2 separate regions of the Homo sapiens genome follow, and region 2 is linked to region 1. A link is an interaction called in ENCODE POLR2A ChIA-PET data of the cell type or tissue named here. Cell type or tissue: B cell. All regions are shown on one strand.

Evidence for each region. Peaks named below come from ENCODE experiments on the same cell type or tissue, not always from the same donor. Only the 100,000 strongest peaks of a DNase experiment are listed, where the experiment ranks them.
Region 2: POLR2A ChIA-PET joins it to region 1 with 6 read pairs; 10 of 35 experiments call an interaction of 5 or more read pairs at or near these places.

Annotation. Positions count from the first base shown.
Region 1 is chr10:6,342,860-6,346,859 of GRCh38, reverse strand. No RefSeq gene overlaps it. Among named protein-coding and RNA genes, the nearest start is that of LINC02656, 5.5 kb to the left of the region's middle. In B cell, no CTCF peak of the experiment used is centred here; no DNase peak of the experiment used is centred here; H3K27me3 peaks cover 630 bases.
Region 2 is chr10:6,265,596-6,269,595 of GRCh38, reverse strand. It overlaps a transcript of PFKFB3 not described here. Among named protein-coding and RNA genes, the nearest start is that of LINC02649, 59 kb to the left of the region's middle. In B cell, no CTCF peak of the experiment used is centred here; a DNase peak (open chromatin) is centred at 2,145; H3K4me3 peaks cover 505 bases.

The DNA.
Region 1 (4,000 bases):
CTGGGAAAGAATGTCTTCCCAGACCTGGAGGAAGCTCCAAATGACTGGATCCTAATGATTCTACAGGTTCCTGGCTTTTCCCAGCAGTCCCTGCCCCCTGAGTCACCCTTCCTATAAATATCCCCATCCCACAAGATAATGGTCTTTTCAAATTTCATTAAGTTTTTGTCTCTTACCAAATTGCTCTCTATACTTTTAACAACGTTTCATCACCTGAAGAGCTTTACGGGGTTCGCTAACCCCCTTGCCTCCTCACTAGCTAAATATCTCATCTCAGATATCCCTTGAACTTGTACCTCTGCAAAATTAAAACGACTACATACTATGGAACGTCTTGAAGGTCAACACCAAAATACCACATCCTTTGAAGGGCCAAGAGTACACGCTAACCTATGTCGTAGGACAAATTTATAACCTGGTGATCCAGAAAAGGACCATCCTCTAAGATGGGGGCTAACCTGGCTTTCCCCTGTGTGGTCATAATACCTGGAAAAGACATGATTTGAAAGGTGAATATATTTGAATTGCTACAATAAGCCACAATCTAACAAGGGTCCATTTCTATTGGCCATGGAGCTTCCATTTCATTGGGATTTGCCACTCTGGTGATGTCCTCTTACCCAACTGACCCAAAGACTTTTAACATCACACTTTTTTTTTCTGGGCTTTTAAAGCAAGTTTTTGAGGCCAGAGTAAATCATGATAGGCTGTACAAAAGTCTTTACCTGGAAGCCCATCAAATATATATTTCTATAAGATCTGTTTTTATGTTTGTGCAATCAGCGTGTGTTGGCTGGAATGAATTCTCTATTTGTTTGTCATGTGGAAGGATAACCCATGACAAGCCAGCCTAGCAAAGTGGTTCAGTGTGTTGGGTTCTTTGGAACCACATAGACACTTCCAACCTTATCCTGCATTTAGCTCTTTGACCTTAGGCAAATTACTTTATTATCTTTAGCCTCATTTCTTAATTTGTGGAGTGGAGATAACAAGGCTCATAGGGTTGTTGTGAAGATTATGTATTTAAATTGTGTAGCCGCAGTGCTTGAAACAACCAATAAACAGACGATTGAGAGAGAGAGAGAAGATAGATGGATGGATGGGTGGATGAACAAATGGATGGAAGGATGCATGGATGGATGGGTGGATGGATGGATGGATGGATGGATGGATGGATGGATGGATGCATGGATGGATGGATGGATGGATGGATGGATGGATTAATGGATGGATGAACAGATGGATGGATAAGTAGATAGATGTATGGATGGATGGATGGATGGATGGATGGATGAAAATGGATGGATGGATGGATGGATGGATGGACAGATGGATGGATAAGTAGATAGATGGATGGAGAGATAGACAAATAGATGGATAGGCATCAGCAAAAGAAGAGTTGCTACTTCTGGGATCTGATACTGAATGACTTGAGACAAATCTTGTGATCTGCCAATATCACAGGGTCATATGGAGCAACTTTGCTCAGATATTGGCAGCAAAAGGCCAGCAGGCACAAACAGAAGGACACTGACTTTCTGTGGGTGAGAAAAGGGGAAAAGAGAAAAGAAAAAAGGGGAGTGGGGCTAAACAAATTAAATGATATTTAAGGTCATTTTCAATCCCCTGATTCTGAGAAAACAGGACTCTGAAGTGTTTGAGCACACTGAGAAGGGCATTTTGTTAACGACACTACTGTTTATTTTTGACTGTTTAACTTTCACCACAATACACTCTTTCATGTAGATTCCTCTTTGCCTTTTTTCTCAGTCTAATTCCTTGAATAAGAGTCCTATGTGAAGACCTAGGCTTGACTAAGAAAGCTTGTCTTGCAAGCAGGCTAGTCTGTATTGCCTAGTCTCCTGAATTATCTAGAAATGGCTTTTGTCTGCTATAAGCAGAGACCCAAAGTAAGCATGGCTTAATCACATTATGGGATGACTTTCTTTCACATGGCATGGTCTGAGGAGAGATGACCAGGGAGCATAGGAGGGCTCCACATTGTCAGCAGGAACCAGGTACCCTATATCATTCTGCTCCACCACCTTCGGCTGTGGGATTTTGTTCTCCAGAACTCACCTCATAGGCACAAGATGGCTGCTGGAGCTCCAGTCATTCCACTTCTTTGCAGATACAAAAAAGGAGAAGACAGAAGTACAAAAGGTCACTTTTTCCAGCTGGGTCAGCCACCTTCACAAAGCCTTCCCAGAATCCCATCCAGTGACTTCCACTTACATCTCCTTGGCCACAATTCCAGCAAGGGACACTGAAATATAGGCTTTTAGCTGGGCACGTGTTCACCTTCCTGTGATAGCAACAGTAGGGAAGAATGGATATTGAGGAGGCAAGTAACAGCCTCTGATACAGCTCCTTCCCCGAAAAGCCCTTGTAAAAGGCCGGGTACCCTGTGACAGGTTCTCCACCTTGCTCCATGGGCAGCCTGCATCCCTGCCTACCCCTTTCCACTGTCTTTCCTCCTCCCTGGTTCTTATAAGCAATCCTAGCTCCTCAGAGGCAGCCCTCTAGCGAGGCTCCATCTATAGAGCTTGACTTTAGACTTGGCCAAGCTCTGCTTCACCTAAATAAAGGCATCATCTCAATACTCTCTAAACTCATCCTCCCACTCCCAATGGGAACAAGCACATGGAAACAAACGCAAGGGGAGGGAGAAGGCGGTCTCTATCCTTGCTTCCGGGATGGCATTTCTACCAGTGTCATCACAGTCAAACATGGGTGGCAGTTTCCTTTTCTTAGACCTCCCTCAATGTGTGACATGCCCCATGGCCCTTTCATAACTAGGAGGAAAAGTCCACATCTTGCCAGTGAAGAGGAGGCCACAGCCTCTGCCAGGGGCTCCCTTTCCCCTACCCAGGAGGTCACGATGAGATTGGGGATCGCAAAGCCAATGCTGCTCTTGCCCACAACCCATCAGAGTCCTCTCTTGCAGGCTTTGCTTTGGCATAGGGAGGGTGCCTGCTTATTAAGCATCCAGATGAGCAAACTCTGCCACTGCAGTTCTCCACCCAGCAGCTGGGAGCCTGACAGCAACCAGATGGAACCAGGCTGGGCAGGAATAGGGAGGGGCAATTCCCTACAAGGCTGGCCCAGAAGACATGGCTGCAGAAGACTGCTGGCAAGTCCATAGCTGAAAAAGATCCCATGTCATACTTTGCTGCAGAGTGCTCTCTGCAGAGTCCCCGAATCACATTGTAATAAAGCCAGATGGGTATTGACAGTTCACCTGGCTCAGCTGCCTGCCTCTAGATGTGGCTGCGTGCAGTAGGAAGGCCAGACGTGGGGATATTATTGGAAGCAACACACACATGTGCACACACACAAAATGCACATGCACATACACAAATATGCACACAGATGTGTGCATGCATGTGAACAAATGTGCACACTCACGCATGCACACATATGCATATACACATGTCCTCACCCTGCTTTGAGCCTGCCTACATCCTGGCCTCAGATGCAGGGCTGGGCAGGAAGCAGAGGAGAATCCTCTGCCACAGAAGGCCTGGCACCAGCGTCAGGACCATCAGCCTCCCCACGCTGTGTCTCTGCCCCAGGAGGCAGGAGGCTCTCAGGATGCAGCACCTCTGGATCTACCATGTCCCTCCTACACCTGGCACTCCATCACAAAACTCTAGGTGCCCTGAACCTGGTTCCAGAGACATGCATAGCCCCTGTCCACCCCTCCAACTCCACCTGGCCTCCTCTCCCTACTTCATTTTTTTGGATTTGGGTCCGAAGTCCTTCTCCTTTGCCCTCCAGGCCGTGGTGATGCCAGGCCTAAATTCCTAGGCCTGGAAAGCTTGCCAACAGTCCACAACATCTCAAGGCTCGCTGGTACCTGCAGCAGAGCTCTTTCCCCACCAATTTTTCTGACAGCCCCCAGCAGACATCCACTTCTCACTTGTGCCAGCATAGATTATGGTAACCCCATCCTAATCCAAGTGTGTGGCTGGTAAACTCTCTCCAGCTGAAATACAAA
Region 2 (4,000 bases), 77 kb after region 1:
ACGTCTTACCTATGGCAAAGCCTATATTCACTGCATTTTCCCCATGGCCTCATCACACAGATAACAGACCCCGGAATCTGGAAAAGGGAAAAAAATATATGTATGTGTTGCTCCTTAAGACAAGACCAAATCATCCTATCCAGGTGCAGTGGTGCATACCTGTAGTCCCAGCTGCTCAGGAAGCTGAGACAAGAGGATTTATTGGGCCCAGGAGTTCAAGACCAGCCTGGGCAACCATCTCTGAAAATAAATAAGTACATAAATCATCCTAGATCACTGAGTCTATAATTCAGTCTTAAATTTGTTTAGGAAAAGTTATTTATGTTCTTGGTATCTCAGTATCTTTATCTAACAGCTGAAAAAAAAAAAACGTAAAAATAATCTGCTTGGGCATATAGGGAAGTAAAAATATACTGAAGAATCGCCATTCAGGGAAGATGAAGACCCAGGGAGGGGAGCCCATGTTGACAACTACTGTTTTAAAAAGCAATTGTCATTTCTACATACTAGCAGTAAATAATTAAAAAATGAATTTTTAAAAATCTTTAACTTTTTTTTTTTTTTTTTTTTTTGAGACAGGATCTCACTCTTGTCTCCCAGGCTGGAGTGCAGTGGTACGATCTCAGCTTACTGCAGCCTCAACTTCCTGGGCTCAGGTGATCCTCCCACCTCAGCCTCCCAAATAGCTGGGACTACAGTCATGCACCACCATGCCCAGCTAGTTTTTTGTATTTTTAGTAAAAACAGGGTTTTGCCAAGTTGCCTAGGCTGGTCTCGAACTCCTGGGCTCAAGCAATTGGCCTGTCTCAGCCTCTCAAAGTGCTGGGATTATAGGCATGAGCCACATCACCCAGCCTCTTTAACCTCTTTATGTTTGAAATTTGTGAATGTATGATCCAGTACAAAAAAAAAAGTTAACTAGTCTTTTTTATTAAATATATTTATATAATTTCTATTTATTTATTTATTTGGAGACGGAGTATCATTCTGTCACCCAGGCTGGAGTGCAGTGGCACAATCTTGGCTCACTGCAACCTCCACCTCCTGCGTTCGAGTGATTCTCCTGCCTCAGCCTCCTGAGTAGCTGGGATTACAGGTGCACGCAAACATCCCTGGCTAATTTTTGTATTTTTAGTAGAGATGGGGTTTCTCCATGTTGGCCAAGCTGGTCTCAAACTCCTGACCTCAAGTGCTGGGATTACAGGCATGAGCCACCGTGCCTAGCCTTATATAATTTTTATAATAGTATAGAAAAGCACCCCCAAAAAGGTTCCTAGCATGAGGCATAATAGCAGCCACTTGAATTAAAAACCCTCTACGCAATCTCCAAAAAGAAGTTTATCAAGAAGTACAAATAAGACACACATGCTTTCAGCATTACTGGGATACAGAGTAACTTCAAATGATGCCAAGAATTCCACACCTAATCTCAACATAACCACCTTAGGGGCTCTGCCTGTGGCTTCCAGACCATGGAAGTGGCGTGGGGGAGGGGAGACAGGAAAATCCTTGAAAAGCAGCGGACATGAGAACTGCTCCGTCGCACAGGGCCCCATGCTCAGGACACTACACATGGTTTAACACTGTCATTGCCAGCTTGAAATTCTTAGTAATTTGATTTTTTTTTTTTTTTTTTTTTTTGAGATAGGGTCTCGCTCTGTCACCCAGGCTGGAGTGCAGTGGCACCATCTCGGCTCACTGCAACCTCTGCCTCCCGGGTTCAAGCGATTCTCCTGCTTCAGCCTCCCGAGTAGCTGGGACTACAGGCGCCCGCCACCATGCCTGGCTAATTTTTGTATTTTTAGTAGAGACGGGGTTTCACCATGTTGGCCAGGCTGGTCTCGAACTCCTGACTTCAGGTGATCCGCCCGCCTCGGCCTCCCAAAATGCTGAGATTACAGGCATGAGCCACTGCACCCGGCCAGTAATTTGATCTTTGAACTGATGTTTGAGAAGTGAAGCTTGCTGCCTTGATGGCTGGGAATTCAGCAAGTGAGTAGAAGGGGCTGAAAGGAAGCGTGCTATGTCTACAAGTGAGTAAGTAAGAACGCCAACAGCCCCGAGACACCGCACTTTCTGTTTGACCCAGAACTTGCCCTGACTGCAGAAAGAAGGCAATGACGTTCTAAGAAACTCTAACCACTAAGGAGCCTCATCCTGACCTCCTACTTCCCTGTATTAGCCAAGTACACATGCTGAAGTGAGGAAAGGGAAAGCCAGTGAAACCCACAGTTCCTTCTCCTTTCAGACCTTCCTCACTCATTAGTACGTACGTCCAGGGTAGCCAGCAATGGCAGAACATGAGCGTTATCAAGCGGTGAATAAAAGCAGTGAGTTTGTTTTGTACAATATCTCCATTGTTCTCATAAGAACAAGATACATATGCCTATACAAGCTGGGAAATACCAGTTGTGTGATTGTGGTGAACCCACTTATGAGTTAAATGCGCTTATGTTTGCATGTAAAATTGTCACTGCACAATATAAGGACGAACTGTAGAACTCATGCTAATAACTTGTTTCTTTATTTTGAATAACATTAAATAGCAAATTTTAAAAAACAACATGACAAGAGAAAAAAGGTGAAAGATTTATAATTTAGCACCTCTAAATTCTGCTTTTTTCTTTCACATAGTCCCCAAATTCCGCAGACAATCTTGCGTTACGCTGTCAATGCTGTGAGCCAGCATTCTCCCTGTGAGCATAATGGAGGCAAGGCCTGCTTCGCACGCATGAGACCAAGGCCATCATGCGGGGCCCCAGGTTTGGCAGGGACCCCTTGCCCTTTATTTGGGTTAATGCTCTGCTGTTGCTGTTTTGAAATACTGAATAAATTTTGAAAACGGAGTCCTACATTTTACTTGGACTCTGCAAAATATGTGGACAGTCCTGGGTGAAAGAAGAACATTTGCATTGAATTAGAATTGGAGATCTCAATATGAATGTATATTTCCAATAATACAACCATATATAGATATAGATACACACACATACATATTATAGTTATTGTATGGTTTTATTTACGCATATGTGAACACACACACATATTTATCCCAACTCTGGCCACTGAAACACCCTAGAAGCAATGACACCCACTGGCAATAACACAACTACAACCAGATCTAGGACCGAGGGCTTGTTAGAGACATCGACAGTCTTAGAGCTGAGACAGGGAAGGCACAAGATGAGCCTGGAGTATTGTACAGGCCTAGAAATCAACGACGTCCTCAAAGCAGAAGAGGAGAGCATGCCGAAGGATACAGGAGCCAGCCTGAAGATGCTCCTATGACCCAAATCTGGGACAATTTGAGTGTCAAAATAAATAAGGACACTATGGATTATAACTCATTAAATATAATAGGAATCAATGAATCCATAAAATAAACAGTCTCAAGCTCAGTGGCTCATGCCTGTAATCCCAACAATTTGAGAGGCCGAGGCAGAAGGATCACTTGAGCCCAAGAGTTTGAGACCAGCCTGGGCAACATAGTAAGGCCTTGTCTCTACAAAAAAATTTAAAATAACCAGGCGTGGGGCACAAGCCTATAGACCTAGCTACTCAGGAGGCTAAGGCAGGAGGATTCCTTGAGCGCAGGAGGTCAAGGCTGCAGTGAGCTATGATCATGCCACTGCACTCCCACCTACGTAACAGAACTAGACCCAGTCTCTAAAAAATGATAATAATAAATAGAAAAACAAAAAAAAAAATGAAGGACAAGAGAAGTCTCCTCCTGACAGCAGAATCCTGAACAATAAACACAGAAGGAGGGGGTGGAGCTGGAAAATTATGTTTCTGCAATCATTATAGCAAAGATTGGTTGAGACAAGAATCATCAGTGAAAGCTAAACTTAAAAAGAAATTTGGATGAGGAGTAGGATGTCTTCGTGGCACCAGTGTTTCCCCATAGATTGCTTATTAGCTCCAAGGGAGAAAATAGTAAATATACGGTGGAAAAATTGAACAATACCTTGGGCAGGTGGTCAAAATAATTACCCGCAAG